Linked DNA regions of Mus musculus: region 1 is linked to region 2. The links are chromatin loops, found by intact Hi-C in ENCODE. Cell type or tissue: heart. All regions are shown on one strand. Links, peaks and the distances in the headings refer to the core of each region. The heading gives the core; the rest is flanking DNA.

Evidence for each region. Hi-C counts contacts between places; a loop is a spot of excess contacts. Peaks named below come from ENCODE experiments on the same cell type or tissue, not always from the same donor. Only the 100,000 strongest peaks of a DNase experiment are listed, where the experiment ranks them.
Region 1: a loop joins it to region 2, with 2.1 times the contacts of the local background. A loop is called at or near these places in 2 of 42 quality-filtered maps.

The regions. Positions count from the first base shown.
Region 1 is chr6:140,343,682-140,351,739 of GRCm38, reverse strand. No RefSeq gene overlaps it. Among named protein-coding and RNA genes, the nearest start is that of Gm38917, 62 kb to the right of the region's middle. In heart, for the core only: no CTCF peak of the experiment used is centred there; no DNase peak of the experiment used is centred there.
Region 2 is chr6:140,278,292-140,286,349 of GRCm38, reverse strand. Gm38917 (a long non-coding RNA gene) reads left to right here and starts at 615. Exons shown (of 3, transcript XR_869559.1): 1 at 615-901; 2 at 1,006-1,143. In heart, for the core only: no CTCF peak of the experiment used is centred there; a DNase peak (open chromatin) is centred at 3,929; H3K27ac peaks cover 530 bases.

The DNA.
Region 1 (8,058 bases), core at 1,439-6,438, 65 kb before region 2:
GCTCAATTTAAGAAGGTATGAGAATCATAGGCTTAAATCTCTATTTATAAAAAATCAAAGGAAACCAGAAAGAACAAAGACAAAGGGGGAACTGAGTGGAGCCTCTGTTAGGTAAGAGGCCGCCCTCTTGGATGTTATTGGGAAGGAACAAAGGGTCCCCTCCCCACCTATTGTGAGCTGGAAAGCCAAAGCTGGGCCCCCCCTGGCTTACAGGGTGCTCATATGTCTATTGGGCAGAAATACCATTGTTCTCCCAGAATTCCCATGGGTCTTTGCCACTGGGGGGCGGGGGAGAGGGAGGGAGGGAGGGAGGGAGAGCGGGAGTGGGGGGGGGGGCGGGGCAGAGGGCACCTGCCTCTCCCCTGGTCCTTATTTATTTCTCAACTGGTGGTGTGGGGAGCTGGGCTTTCTAAGTGGCTACTCTTGGGGTCTCTTTGCTGCTCTAACCTGCAGAGAATTTAACTCATCCACAGTTTATGAAACCGTGCTGCAGAGTTCACGGGAGAAAGGGCTGCAGAAGCGCCCAGACTGAGTGTAGAAAACTCGGAGCTGACATGGGCAAACAGACAATGTGGCTGGAACCCCCAAACCCCAGGAATGGCTGCAAACTAAGATACCTGGAGTCTCTGCTAAGGCTTGTACGTCACCATCATCATCGCCACCATTATTTTACTCTTCTTGTAATCTCAATGGTCATAGGAGCCAGATTTGGTGAGGCACACTATTAATTGGTCTAGGTCAGAGAGTTCTAGGTCAGCCAGGGATGCGTAGTGGGACTATGTCTCAAAGAAGAAAGAGACTATCATATGATTCTTACGATTCTTTAGAATTTTCAGAAGTATTCAGCATACTAGGATACATCAGAAAACTAGTGGCAAATGACTGGTCATAGTGACACAGGAAGCAGAGACAGACACAGGTGGTCGAGTAGTGAGACCCTGTCTTAAAAAGGAAAAAAAAAAAGGTAATTTTTCTATTTAGGATTTATTTTTATTGGTTATTTTATTTATTTACATTTCAAATGTTGTTCCCCTTCCTGGTTTCCCCTCTGCAACACCCTCCCTCCCCATCCCATCCTTCCTTCCCTTTGCCTCTATGAAGGTGTTACCCCCACCCCCCATTCCTGCCTCACTGCTCTAGTGTTCCCCTACACTGGGGCATCGAGCCTCTGCAGGGCCAAGGGTCTCTCTTCCCATTGATGTCCAACAAGGCCATCCTTGGCTACATATACAGCTGGAGCCATGGGTCCCCTCCATATGTACTTTTTGGTTGGTGGTTTAGTTCCTGGAGCTGTGTGTGTGTGTGTGTGGTCTGGTTGATTGATATTGTTGTCCTTCCAATGGGGTTGCAAACCCCTTCAGCTCCTTTAGTCCTTCCCCAGCTCTTCCATTGGGGTGCCCGGGCTCAGTCCGATGGTTGGCTGTGAGTATCTGCATCTGTATTGGTCAGTGCTGGCAGAGCCTCTCAGGGGACAGCTATACCAGGCTCCTGTCAGCAAGTGTTTCTTGGCATCAGCAATAGTGTGTGTGTGGGGGTGTGGGTGGTGGTGTCCGCCTAGGGAGGGCGGTCTCTGGATGGCCTTTTCTTCGGTCTCTGCTCCATTTTTTGTCTCTGCGTTTCCTTTAGATAGGAACACTTCTGGGTTAAAAATTTTGAGATGAATGGATGGCCCCATCCCTCAACAGGGGGACGTGCCTATCTACTGGAGATAGTCTCTACAGGTTCTATCTGCCCTCTGTTGGGTATTTTGGTTAATTTTTGGGTCCTGGGAATCTCCTGCTTCCCTGGCATCGGGGACTTTCTAGTGGTACCTCCAGTTCCCCATCCCCGACAGCTACATATTTCTGTTCAATTTCCTGACCCTCTGTACTTCTCTCCTGTCTCTTCCAATACCTGATCCTGCCCCCACCTTTCCCTCCACCTTTTAGGATTTATTTTTATTTTATATGTATAAGTGTTTTGCCTGCAGGTATATATGAGTATCATATGTGTGCATGGAGCCCATAGAAGCCAGAAGATGGAGTAGGGTTCCCAGGAACTAGAGGGACTTGTAGGCTACCACGTGGGTTCTCTGGAAGGGCAACCAGTACTCCTAACTGCTGAGCCATCTCTCCAGCCTCAAAACATGGCTACTTTTGAGCTGTGTTTAGACAGTGTTTGTAGTTTAGCACAGTCCCAGCGTTCCCATTTGACAAATGGCCTCCCTAGGAGAGCTGTAAGAATATGACTTGGCCTGCCAAGATGATACTTGTTTTGAAAATATTTTGCATGTTTTAGGTAAGGGGCACCCGTTAGCACTTTAGATCACAATAACACGGGCTCACATTTCTGTTGCATTAATCCACATGGGTTTCACAACTCGGCAGCGGCTCCCCCTCCCCCTCCGCCTCCCCCTCCCCCTCTTCATTTATTCAGGTCACTCTGAGAATTCTATTTTTAGAAAAAGGTATTTTAGAAGGAAGTGCAAGGGAAGATTTCAAAAGATATTATCTTGAAGCCTATGAATGTTTTTCAGATTTTCTTCGTAGGCCACGAGCTATTTGTTGCTTTCTGTGGAAGGGCCCTTCTTGCCTGGACTAGAAAAGCAATGAGGGAAACAAAAGACACGGGAATCCGTCTGCTCAGTGCAGCGTGGTCTTTTCTCTTCTTAGTCGTGTTCTTCTGCTGAGTGTGGAGAATTATTTGCTGACTCCTGCTAGGATTAAACTTCATATTTTAATTTGAAATTTACCTGCATACTCAGAACTCTTTGTAAATAAGAGGGGCGTGGTGGAACGCTGACATCAAACTGGAAACCGAGCCAGGTCCAGATGACTAGTCGCTCCTGTACGTTCCAACCTCCCCGGCCCTTTCATCAGAGGGAGGGCAGCAGCGAGCTGTGGAGTTCCTTCATGTTGTGTTGATAAAATACTGAGGGGACCCAGTTACTTAGGACACAACATGGAGAACAGGAAGCATTAGCAGGAAGTGGCCGACAAGGACACGCCCCCAGAGACCCTAGCTCTCCAGGGCCCCGCCTTCCACAGGTCCACCACGCCCAAGGTCCCCATGGCCCCGCCTCCCACGGGTCCACCATGCCCAAAGCTTTTTATTTTTATTTTTTTAAGATTTCGAATCCATCAGTAGATTAAATCGTTTGTTAGGACTGTTCCGTCATGATTTTAAAAATATAAATTTGTTTTATATTGATTTGTTTGTTTATTTGTGGTGTGTGTGTGTGTGTGTGTGCATGAGTGTGCGCATGTGGAGGTTGGAGGACAACTGTGGGAAGTGCTTCTCACCTCCCACCATGTGTGTGTTCTGTGGATCAAACTTAACTTATAAGACTTGGGACAAGTGCTTTGTTCCCTGAGGTATCCTGCCTACCAAATCCTTGTTTTTGAAACAGTGTCTCAGTATATAGGCCCAGATGGCCTAGAATTCTCTATGGAGTGGGCAGGGGCTGGTGCCATGAGGCTGAGGGAAACCAGCTTTAGAGAAAGGCTCTAGGCCTATGCAGAGGACCAGTCTACATGGCTGTAGTTTAGAGAAACTATTGGTCTAGTAGCCTGGGACACACAAGGCATGGGCCTGGCCTGGAGCATCGAGCCAAATCCTGCTGCCTGGGCTGTCCAAGGGCAGCTGTAAGCAGGAACAGCTCTGGCTAGATTTATCTCTCAATTTAAATCGCTAGTGTGAGGCTCTGCAGTTGGGAGTGGATGACATTTCTGATAAATCTACTAATGTGGCTCATGTCATTCCTCTCAATCTGTTTCTGCCCTATTCCAGTTTATTTTTCACTAGGACTCAACGTAGTCCTGGTTCTGACTCTGCAACATGTTTGTTTGTGAGTTTGTTTTTGTTTTTGTTGTTGTTGTTTTAAGACAGGTTCTCACTGTGTGGTCCCACCTAACCTGGAACTTCATAAACCAGGCTGACCTTGAACTCACAGAGCTCTGCCTGTCTCTGTTTCCCAAGTGCTGGAATTAAAGGTAACCCAGCCCATGTTACTCTTGAACTCATAGCACCTACACCTAACTGCTTAAGACCTGAACAAGACTGGGACATCAATACTCTGCCATGAATGGGGGACAGATTCACAAGCACACCTCCCCCACCCCTGGGGGGGGGGATCTATAGGCAGTTAATGGTGGCTGGTGAGAGGGATTTTCTTTAGTGGTATAGTCACTTATAAGGTGCCCGAGCTTCCAGAAGCAACTCTAAAGAAACTCACTGGGTCAGACATAAAAACAAAGTAAAATAGATGACATGAAACCGGGGGTTGGTTACAGGTGAGTTGGTCAGCGGGAGGGGACAGAGAGCAGAGAGGGTAATGGAGTTCAAATACGATCAGCCTACATTCTACACATCATGAAAAATGTCAGTGAAATTCATTCTTATGTATAATGAATATACTTTAATAAACATTCTTTTTAAACTGTTAGTCTGACAATTTACTTCCTGTCCAAGTTCTCTCAACAGTGTTCTTTTGGCCTTGAGGCAAAACCTAACCCTCAACAAACCTGTAGACCTGTATTTGGTAATGCTAGCCTAATCTATCCAGCGGTCTCTGCCCTCTAGTCACGGTCTCTGCCCTCTGGTCACGGGAGCCTTTTGTGCAGCTGTGCAGGGCCCACGCACCTGCTTCCACTGACTCCTGCCTGCATCTCTCTACTCCATTTATCTACAGAGGCAGCAGCTTATCTGTCTGCTCACAGGTCAAAAGTCACTGCTCCATGCAGCAGGCTCTGCATGGAGTATCCTGGTTCGGGCTCTCCGTAACTCTCATCTCCAAAGCAATTATTGTAAGAGTTATCAAAGAACCAAGTGCACAAAGCCTGTGATATGTCTCAGTGGGTAGAAGGGCTTGCTGCCAAGCCTGACAATGTGAGTTCAATACCTAGGACTGATTTCTGCAAGTTGTCCTGTGACTTGCACATGCAAATGTGGTAATGCTCCATCTTCTACCAATAGAATAGCTAAAAAATAAGTGCACAATGAGTTGTCAGACACTAGTCTTCTTGTCTAAGAATGAGAGCTGCACTAGGCTTATGTCACATGTAGGTCACATCCTTTTGCCTCTTTGGTACCTGTGATGGTTTGCATATCCCACGGAGTGGCACTTATTGGAGGAAGTGTGTCACTGTGGGGGTAGGCTTAGAGATTTTCCTCCTAACTGCCTGAGGATGCCCAATCTGTTCTTGAATTCCTTCGGATGAAGATGTAGAACCCTCAGCTCCTCCTGCACCATGCCTTCCTGGATGCTGCCATGCTTCCACCTTGATGACAGTGAATTGAACCTCTGAACCTCTAAGTCAATACAATTAAATGTTGTCATTTATAAGACTTGCCTTGGTCATGGTGTCTGTTCACAGCAGTAAAACCCTAACTAAGACAGTACCTAATGACCATGTGGCTTCTTTTCATAAAGAGTTATTTTGCACATGACAGAATGCATGACATAAATCATGGTGGAGTCAGGAGTCAATGCTATCCTCTTAACGGAAGTGCAGAGACTCAGCAAAGCATGTGTGGCACAATAGCAAAAATGGTGCAGTGGAAGATAAGCTGATATCTAGGGCTCAGTCAATTAACTTTCTACTCAACTCACCTTTCCAAGTTTCTTATTTTTATGTCTGCTAGAATTTGAACCTAGGCCCTTATGCATGCCAGGCCAACATACTACAACGGAGCTATAGCCTCACCTTTCTACCCCCAAACCCTTCTTTTAAAATTTTTGTTTCAAAACAGTCTCACTAAATCACTCAGTAGTTCAAGCAAATCTTGAACTTGAATTCCCCCTTCCTCAGGCTTCCCAGGAACTATGCGACCAGGCAGGGCTCATTGTGTCTCAAGAGTTGAACTAAAACACTACTTTTATAAGATAAATGAGGAAAAAGAGATAACACAATAAACCTGCCTCGTGAAAATGGTGACTCAAATGTATATTGTTTTGGCGATGTTTTTCCGTGGTCAAGTTACTACAATAAATACAATCTCCTACAGGATCTCATTAGTCGAAAAACTGGTACCCTCCACACTTGAGAAGCTTGGGAGTGTTTCAGGAAGCTCTGTCTCATCTCCTTATAGTAGTCATTGTAAGCATGGTTGAAGTGAAGGAGCCGATATCAACTACTGGAGTCCGCCAATGGAAGAGTGAACATGTATTGGTTTTCAGCCTACATTGTCTAATTGTCAGAAACGGCTGCACTTGAAGATTGGCTGAAATCCAATCTCTGTGCCTGGTGACTGTTGTTTTACTTACTGTTCTATTGTTGTGACAAAACACCACGATCAAGACAACTTTAGAACAAAGCCATTTAATTGGGGATTTGCTTACAGCCATGAGTTCATGACTGTTGAATCCAGGAGTATGATGGCAGGTGAGTGGGTAGGTGGGCAGGTGCTGGAGCAGTCGCTGAGAGCTCATATCTGATGTTCAAGTTGCGGGCAGAGAGTGCTAGTTGGGGGTGGTGTGGGCTTTTGCAACCTCCAAGCCCACGGCTGGTGACACACCTCCTCCATCAAGGCCACACCTCCTAATCCTTCCCAAACAGTTGCACTAACTGGGGACCAAGCATTTCAAAGGTAGAAGCCTATGCAGGCTGTCTTCTCTCCACACTCACACTGTCAAGCATCCAGTCTTTACTCTTTATAAAATGGACCCTGTTATCAGCTCAGGAAATCCCCTTCCCATTCGTTCTGTATCTCCTTTCCTGACTCTTTCTCTTACTTTTCAGCCAGAGTCAGCTTCCTAAAACATAAATAGGCTCATTAACATTCCCTCAATAAAGATCTTCTATGATTGATTCTTGGTTGCTTTTTTTTTTGTTCATTTGTTTATTTGTTTGTTTTGAGACAGGATTTCTCTGTGTAGCCCTGGTTGTCCTGGAACTCACTTTGTAGACCAGGCTGGCTTTGAACTCAGAAATCTGCCTGCCTCTGCTTTCCAAGTACTGGGATACCAAGCAACCGGCTTGGTTGCTTATTTTACTGGTTTTAAAACTTAAAACATAGCAACTGGGTCCTACCTGTTAGCAGTTCCACTAGGCTCCACCCAAGAGATACCTAGCAACAGCCAGGTGGAGCCAGGCTCCTATATGAGAAGTCTCTGTCTCTCTGTCTCCTGTCTGGTGGTCCCTTCCTCACTCCCCTCTCTCTTTCTTTTACTCTCCCTCTCCCCTTCCCCATGTCCCAGGCTGGCCTCTTCCTCTCTCCTTTCTCTTTCTGTCTTTCTCTGTTTCCTTCCTTTATCTGCCTCTACCCTCTTCTCCAGCTCCCAAATAAACTCCTTTTTATACTAAGCCTGTCATATGGCTGATTCCTGGGGGGAGGGAGGGGGGATGCCTGGCCATGGGAGTGCTCCCCCTCCCCCATCAGGGCTGCTACTGCAGCCATTTTATAAAACACAACACTACTTTCAAGCTAAAAATAGAGGCGAGAAGAAAATTGAAAACATATATAAGATAGAATGAGGCAAGGAAGGTAATAGGCAGACCTTTTGACCTTTGCCCCATCTCCCATGCCTTGGTCTATTTTCAAAGTACTTGGTAATGTATAAAGGATAGAGTTTTAGTTAGGCCATGGTTCTGGAAGCTGGAAGCTGAGGGTCTTGGCAATTGAGGGCTGACTTGATGCATTGTAAAGGGCAGAAGAAATCATGTATACACACAAATCCAATGCTCTAACTCGGGTCGCCGCTTCTTCCTATAAAGCCAATGAAGCAATCAAAGATGATCTCATCTAGTTCCTATTGCTTAAGCCCTGCTTCTAAATACTATTAACAAAAAATCTGAAGACTACGTTTTGAAAACATAAAGTTTTGGGGGATGTGTTCAAACCACAGCACGGAAATTGCATTAGGACACCACTTTGGAATCTGCCGGGCTGTGTGATAGAATGAATGGATCAAGGCATGCTGGTCACGCTCTTCGCTCTTCCGGAAGCTGTTTGTTTAGCATCCGACTGCACCATGCTGCTGCTGCTGCTGGTCCATCCACAGCCCTTCCCCTTGGACTTCTTACAGGCTTTAGCAGGCCATGCTTTTTCATTCTTTCATACTGTCTGGGAAGGCCATGC
Region 2 (8,058 bases), core at 1,506-6,505:
TGGGAAGGGTTGGGGGAGGTAAAATATGATCAAATATATTGTTTGAAAAGATATTTCAATTTAAAAAGTTTTTAAAGCCCACCAAGGTGGGATGGGGAGCTCGGTAAATAAAGTTTGCTGTTCCAGCCACAGGACCTAAATCAGGTTCCCAGGACACACAAAAAAATCAAAGATGGTGTCCCGGGCCTGTAGTCTCGCTGTTGGGAGGTAGACAGGTGGATTCTAACACCACTTTGGCCAGCCGGTCTAAACAAGCTGATGAGCTCCAGGATCAGTGAGAGGAGGCCCTGTCTCGAAAATGAAGGTGGGGAGTGCTGGAGGAAGTCACCTGGCCTTGAGCTCTGGCTTTACAGAAGTGTAAACCTGTAAACATGTACACACCATACATACACAAACATAAATACACAGCTTATTAAAACACTTACAAAGGTTTGCTTCTTATTCACACAGCTGCAATACTGCAGGGGAAATGAGAATCTGTTCACTGCGAGAGCCCAGGCTGGGGAGACCCACGCATATTTTAAACACAGCAACAGGTCTCCTAGATGAAACTAATGAGAAAGCTACTGGGTTTTAGCAAAATCACAGGTTCCTGGTGTAAACTGTAGCAGCCCACTTTTCAGACTCACTTGCCAGAGCTAGTCAAACAGACCCAGGCACTCAGCAAGGCTGCTTGTGAAGAAAGAAGGCCACCATGTATTCAGCAAAGGGAGAATGGAGGATAGCCGCAAAACAACTAGTTTCTTTATTACAAATTAGATACTGTTTCCTTTTCCTTTTTTCCTGCATACTTCTGCAGTTTTCCACTCCATGGAAGTATCTCCTCTTGCAACACACAGTGAGTAGAATGTTACAACATGGGGCTTGCAGAAGAAGGTTGCTGGAGACACATCTTTGAGAGGTATGTCTTGTCTCTAGCCCCTTTGCTCCCTCTCACTGCTTCCTGGCTACCCCAAGGTAAAGAGCTTCCCTCCACTGTTGCATGGCTGTTCTGATTTGCTGTAGTCCAGAAAGCCATGGAGCGGATGATATCTAAACCTGGATCCAATAAAACCCACCTCCATACCTCTGACTGTCTCGGACATTTTTATAGCAGGAGCACGAAGCAGACTGACCCACACATCTCCTGTCATCCGTGCTACGGTAGGCTTCATTTAAAATTCAAATCACTGCTTCATTTAAAAATTTATAATAACCATTTTTAAAGATTAAATGAGTTTTTTTTTACTTAATAGTCAAGTTTTGTATTATTTAGTTTGATCTATATTTTGAGTTTTTTTTTCTCTTTCCCCTCTAACTTTCTGACTAAATCTCACTTTCCCCCTTAAAATCATTTTTGATCACATCAGCTAAAATGTGAGTTCTGTCTTTTTTTTTTTTTTTTTTTTTTTTTGGTATGTAATAGCTTGAATGTGAAACGTCCCCGTAGGTCTGTGTTTGAATATTTGGTTCCCAGTTGCTGGTGATGTTCGAGCGCAGTGGCTCTCACCTTCCTAACGTTGTGACTCTCTAATACAGTCCTTCATGATCTGATGATTCCCAATCGTAAAATTAGGTTGAGTTGCTGCTTAATAACTGTAATCTTGCTACTGCTGAGTTAAAAGGTAGGTATCCGTGTTTCTCTTGGTTCTAGGCAACCCCGTGAAAGGGTCATTTGACTCTCAGAGGGCTCTCAGCTCAGGTTGAGGGCCACTGTTTTAGAAGACTGTGAAACTTCCACGAGGTGGAGAGAGCCTCACTTGGGGAAGTAAGTTTCTGGGTCAGGTCTTATCTTATAATTTACCCCCTTTTCCTATCTATTGCCTGCTTCCTAACTATGGCAGCAAGGTGAGCACTACCCCATGCTCCTATGGCTCTGTGTTCCCACCCACCCTGATGGTCTCTAATCCCCTCACACTGTAGCCAACATAGCCACCCCATCAGGTATTTGGTCACAGCAAGGAGAAAAGTTTGTAATATGGTCTGTTTTCTCAATCCCATAAAGCTTATCATGGCGTATCGCGCACCTACTAATTACCCCTACTTCTATTATAGCTTCTTTTTGACATGCCTCAACCTTAATTGTAGGTTCTATTCCTTCGCCAGAGATCAGCTCCTGAAATCCAATGCCGGGCTGTAAATGGCCTTCCTTACCTTGGTTTTCTTGCTGTCCGTCATTATCTTAGAACCTTGCTCGGCACTCTGTACATGTGAGATATTTATCTTGGAATAAGTCACTCACTAATCCCCCCCCCCCAATTCCCTTCTCTCAAGGAAGTAGTGGTGGCGTTTCCTGAGTCACCTACACCCCTCTTAGCATCCCACGAGCTGACTGGTGTGCTTTCTATGCGGCCGGCTGGGTTTAGAAGTTTAACGTGCATCTTCAGGATGGTGGTTTTGTCTAAATGAAGTTAATGGGCCCATGTGGGGGTTAAATAGATACCTTTGCCTTCATTAACGCCTTGCTCTTATCTGTTGAGCTTTGCCTGGGTGCACACACGTCTTCTTAAAGAGCCTCAAGCTTCTATGGGAAGTGAAAACTTGTTGCTCGTTAAACTTGGACGTTGAAAGCTGGACTTCTCTAGAAACTATTGTCCTTTCACAGAAGAGCCTGGGATGGTCACAGGGACAGATCTTGACTTACTTCTAAAATCAGACAATAAGAGCTCACAGAGAGGACCAGCTACCTGGCAGATGTTTTAAATAGAGTCTGGAAAACTCCACGGTGCATTCAATAAAAGATTCAGACAAATAAATGAACCAACAAAGAAACCCAAACTCTACGATGAACAGCCATGGTGCTCTATATTGTATATAAGTCTAGCAATTGAGAGGCTGAGGCGGGAGGACTACCATGAATTTGATGGAGGCCAGCTGGACTCTATAGTGAGTCCCAGCCTTTTTGGTCTTCAGAATGAGAGACTTTGTCTCAAAACCAAACCAAACAACCAAATAAGCTAGATACAGTGGTGTATATCTGTAATCCCATACTTGGAATTTTTAAAATAATAATGGCCAATTTTTCTGTCATGTTGATGCTTTTGATGCAGTTCTCCCCGAATGTGGGGCTCTGAGGGCAGCAAGACTACATCTGAGGGCCCTTTTTAACAAGTCTGAGAGGTTTGTGAAGGGAAACAATGGGGAAATATTCATTAACTCTAAGCCCTGAGGGGAAAGGTCAAGGCAGGTTATTCAGGGAGCAGTGTCTAAAAGGGCGCATGCAATCTTTTAATGGAATGAGAATAGTGGCAGAAAGTATTTTTAGAACAAAGGGTGAAGTTTTGGGGGTTAAACACAATTGCATCCAGAAGATGAATATCTTTTTTCTCTGTTTCTATCGGAAAAGTTACACTTAAAATATTGATTATCGTTATTTTTAATTTATGTTTATCCATAGGCATGAGTGTATGACACACTACAGTGCCTGTTGAGGCCAGGAGAGGGTGTCAGGTTCTCCGAGCTGCAGTTACAGGAGGTTGTGAGCCAGCCCTTTGGGTGCTGGGAACAAGACTCTGGCTTCTGACTGAGCAGCAAGTGCTTGTAACAGCCAAGATGTCGCGCCAGCTCCTCCTTGTTCTTCATACTGACTGGATTAGACAGTTTGATAACCGCACCATCTCAAATAACTTCTTTACATATTTGTCCTAATCAGAAGAGCTGAAGGTGCCCTGAAATTCCCCATAGCGCTTCAAATAAAATGGTACAATACTTTCAAAGGGGAAACAGAAACAGATAGTTAATTGATTTTTTTTTTTAAATAGCGTTTGCTGGGTTAAGTGCCTAGAAGAAAATTCTTAGGAAGAAAGCTCAAACTTCAAACTGCATCTATCTGATCCAGACCGCAGCAGACCTGACATCCCTCCTGGCAGCATCCATCCATCCGGTCCAGAACTGGGAATACCAAACACACAGCTGTGCGCGAGAACGGATGTGTTGACATCAGCTTTCAGTTTTTGTGCGATTCTGACAAGAGCTTTCTTCTTTTGTGACTGCCCCAACTGTTCCTCCCAGGCAGAAGGCAAGCAGCACTCCAAATTCACAGCAGTGTCCCCAGTTAGGGGACCTTGGAGCCATCCACATCGTGGGCACTTCAATGCTCTTTCAAAAGAATCAAGCAAGCCTAGCTTTCACAGTGGGCCTGACACTCGATGGCCACAAAACAGGAAGCTTTTCCTCTGAGCTATGCTATTTGCCGACTGATTTTATTTTTAAATCCACCCAGCGGACCGTCCTGTAAAGATGAAGCAGAAGGCTTTGTACCCCCAAATGAATCTTGCCACTTAATGAACGCATTTGCAAACTAATAATCTACTGGGCAGTCAGGCACCGTGAACCTAACTTAATTTCACTGGACTATAAATAGTCTGGTCAAGGGGCGGGGTCATGCCGAGGGCTTTCTAAATGCAGTGCCTTTAAAGCTGGCAGATGTTTTGAAGTCTTACTCTCTAATGTCTAATGTAATTATGAGTTAATTGGGACTAAAATGAAATTCGGCCAAAGGAGGATGATATTCGAAGGCCCTGCCTGTCTTGGAACAGTATTTCTTAGTGGAAATACAAAGGCTTTTTGTCTTTTTAGTTTTCCTAGAATTCGCTTCTGAGTGGCGGGGTAGCGCGCCTCGTATACCTGTATTCCACCGAGGCACGTTAATTCTGAAGTAATGAGTGCAAATGAATGGGCTTATTGCCTGATTCCAGTTGTTTAATGCAGTCAAGGGTGGATTGTTCTGTGACTTTAAGGCTGGTTTATCACTGAGTTGCAAGCCTGTGGGCTCTTTTGGCCTTGAAAGTAAAACCAAGTAAAATGTGCAGGTAAAATACATTAGGGAGTAATTTGCTTCCTTTCATAAGTGAGGAGAGCTTCCAGTGGCTCCTGCTCCACCCCATTCTCACTTGATCCCTGCCCTCACATCGCTCCACCCCTCCCCGCCCCTCCCCCACTCCCACTGCACCCTCCCTCCCTCCCCACCCTCACCTCACCCCCATTAGCACACAGGTCTCACACATCCCAACCTGGCCTAGAATTTGACACATAGCCTAAGGACTGGCCTTGAACTCCCAATCTTTCTTCCTCCACCGCCCCAGAACTGGGATTCCAGGTGTGTACCAACACACCCAGTTAATGGGAACAGAGCCAAGGGCCTCCGGATGCTGGGCCAGCCCTCTCCCTCCGGAGCTGCAACCCAGCTCTGGCTTTGTCCACAGCAGCTTTGAGAAGCTGGGAGTTTAGATTAAAGCCTGATGAAGGAGTTGTTTACCCGATGAAAAGTGTCTGGAGTTCTCCGGAGTGTGGCATCCACATAAGCTGCTCTTATAACTAGAGCCACGGCCCAGCCACTGTCTAACTGTCATTACAACATCCTGGAAGAAGCGGGGCCAGGTGTGGTTGATGATTTACCATTTTTCTGGACAAACACTGAGCCCACATTGCACTTTGTCCTGGGAACTATGACTGGCAGATTTGCTACATTGTAACCAATTTCTCTTTGAATTAAGGAAGCTGCTTTTGCTGTTTCATGGACTTCAGAATCTCCTCTCCTATATGGATAGCTGGCAAATCTTTTAAGCCAGGGCTTGTGTCTGGCTAGATTTTATTTCCGTGGAAAAGAACATGTGTACCTGATGAATATTTGGTTACAAGAGAAGCAAGATAATTGGAGTCTGATTATCAGCTCTTGAATTGATTGTTATTATTTTATGTGCATGGGGTGTTTGTATGCATGAAAATCTGTGCATGCTATGTGTACCTGATATCTGGAGACCACTAGAGAGCACTAGAGCCTCTGAACTTGAGTTAGGAACAGTTGTGAGCCACCATGTGGATGCTGGAAATTGAACCTGGGTCCTCTGGAAGAACAGCTAGAGTTCTTAACTGCTGAGCCATCTCTCCAGCCTCATTTTATTTTTAAGATTTCATTATGATTATTTTAAAATTATGTGTCTATGCGTGTGTCTGTGGATAGGGGTGTGTGCACCTGAGTAGAGGTGCCCTTGCAGTCCAGAAGAGGGTATCTGAGCCCCTGGAGCTGGAGTTGTAGGTGACTGTGAGCCACTGGGTCTGGTTAGTGAGAAATGAATTTGGGTCCTCTGGAAGAGTAGTATTCACTCTTAACTGCTGAGCCATTCCATCAGCTCCACCCACCCCCACCCCAATTGATCTTTTTAAAATGTTGCAATAGAGAGTAACTTTAGACTGATAAAAACGTCCATGCAAACAACAAACGAACATCTATAAATAGCACTCAGCTCATGTTAAATGCAACATGCCACAAACCAGGGACTTCCATGGTAATTATCCAAGACTCATGCTTTTAAACGTTTCTAGGGAGAATCAGCTCGCTCTGAAAGAGCCCGTGGTCTGGGTGAAATTGCAGAAAAGGTGTTGCGATTGCAATTAGTCTTCCCTGGTGGTAAATTCCCCAATGGCACCGTGCCGTCCCTTCTGCAAAATTAAATCTGCCTACTTTACAGAGCAGCCAAGACTCTGCAGGGTTTGGCTCTGTCTGGTGATTCTGGCCTCTTCAGTTCCAGGTTCCTTTCCTTAGCCCTGTTTCTTTGTCTAGCTGGATCCCACCTTTCTTTGGCCTGGGAGTGCAGCTCAGTTGATGGAGAGCTTGCCTAGCTAAGCCCTAGGTAAACCAGGCATGCTGCCACGTGCTTGTCAGTCCAGTGCTGGGGAGGTGGAAGCAGGAAGACCAGGAGTTGAAGGTTATCCTCAGCTACATAGTTGGAGGCCAGCCTGGGCTACAAGAGACCCTGTTTCAACCAACTGACCAATCAATCAACCAACCAGCCAACCAAGAACCACCAAGACAAAAGTTCATTTCTCTGGAAAACAGCTCCTCCCCTTTCCCCAAAGCCACGGCACCCAGCCATGGTACAGACATTAGCATTTTATAGACAGCAGGCACACTGAACTTTTAACATCATACAATGTTTGATTATTCCTTCCAGAACGTTCAAGTCCGCTACAGAGTTAAGATCACCCCTCGGCATGTGGTTCACTGGTATTTTATCCTGAGAGCAAAAGAAAAAAAGTCTGCTGTGGTTTGAGTGTTTGCGTCCCTTCGACAATTCATATTGTGAATGAAAAGCCCTGGAAAGGAGCTGTGTCCGCAGAGACTGGTGACTGATTAGAACTTCAGTCCTCCCCAGAGATTGGAGTACTGCGGGCCCAGAGGTTAATTTCCTTATCTTGGGCTAGTTCTAGCCCTCTGCAATGGCTAATCCTTGCCCGCCTCTGTGTCAGAACTAACATCTTGTGACTAATAGAAAACGACCCCTTAGAATGTATTATCTCGGAAGCTCCTACCAATCCAAGAGCTAAGAGTGTCAGCAGACAGCATCCTGGGTTTACAGACAAGCTCCTTGCATCTTGCTGTGCCTGCCTCTGCTGTGCACTCACCAACGGATTTTATTTAACCTTGCCTTGATTTATGACTTTCCTTGTTCTGTAAAACTATAAAAATGTCAGGAAGCTGCTTCCACATCGGAACATGGAATTTGGAGTTCCTGGGCTGTGGCTATTCAAAATGGCTACAGAATAAACTATCTCTTACTCCCTTTAAGATCAGAGAGTTGTTTGTTTTGTTTTGTTTTGTTTTAAATGTCAATAACCTCCACCCCCAGCCCCATTACAGCAGTGTTCAGAGATGTAACCTCTGGGAATGATCAGGCCCTTGGATCAGATGCCCTCAGAATTAGGCATTCGGGAACTAGCCCTTCTCTTTTCCCACATGAGGTCACAGGAGTGACTCCTCTAAAGGCATCGTCTTTGAATGGTGGAATGAATCCTCAGTGGACACTAGATTTGTTTTGGACTTTGCAGCTTCAGGATGTGTGGGAAAAACTATTTTTTTTTGTAAATTACTGGGTCTAGAGTATTTTGTGATAGTAGCAAGAATAGTCTAAGATAAACAGTAAGTACCATGAATGTCTCTGGCCCATGTCTGTTAAATATGTAGACCAAAGAAAAATTTTTGGACACTTTATGGCAAACTGGTAGCCATCTTTAAAGTCCTTTCAGGGTAATAGGTTAGGAGCCAGGTTGACCCAGCCCTTTCCTTTGACAATCTTGCCA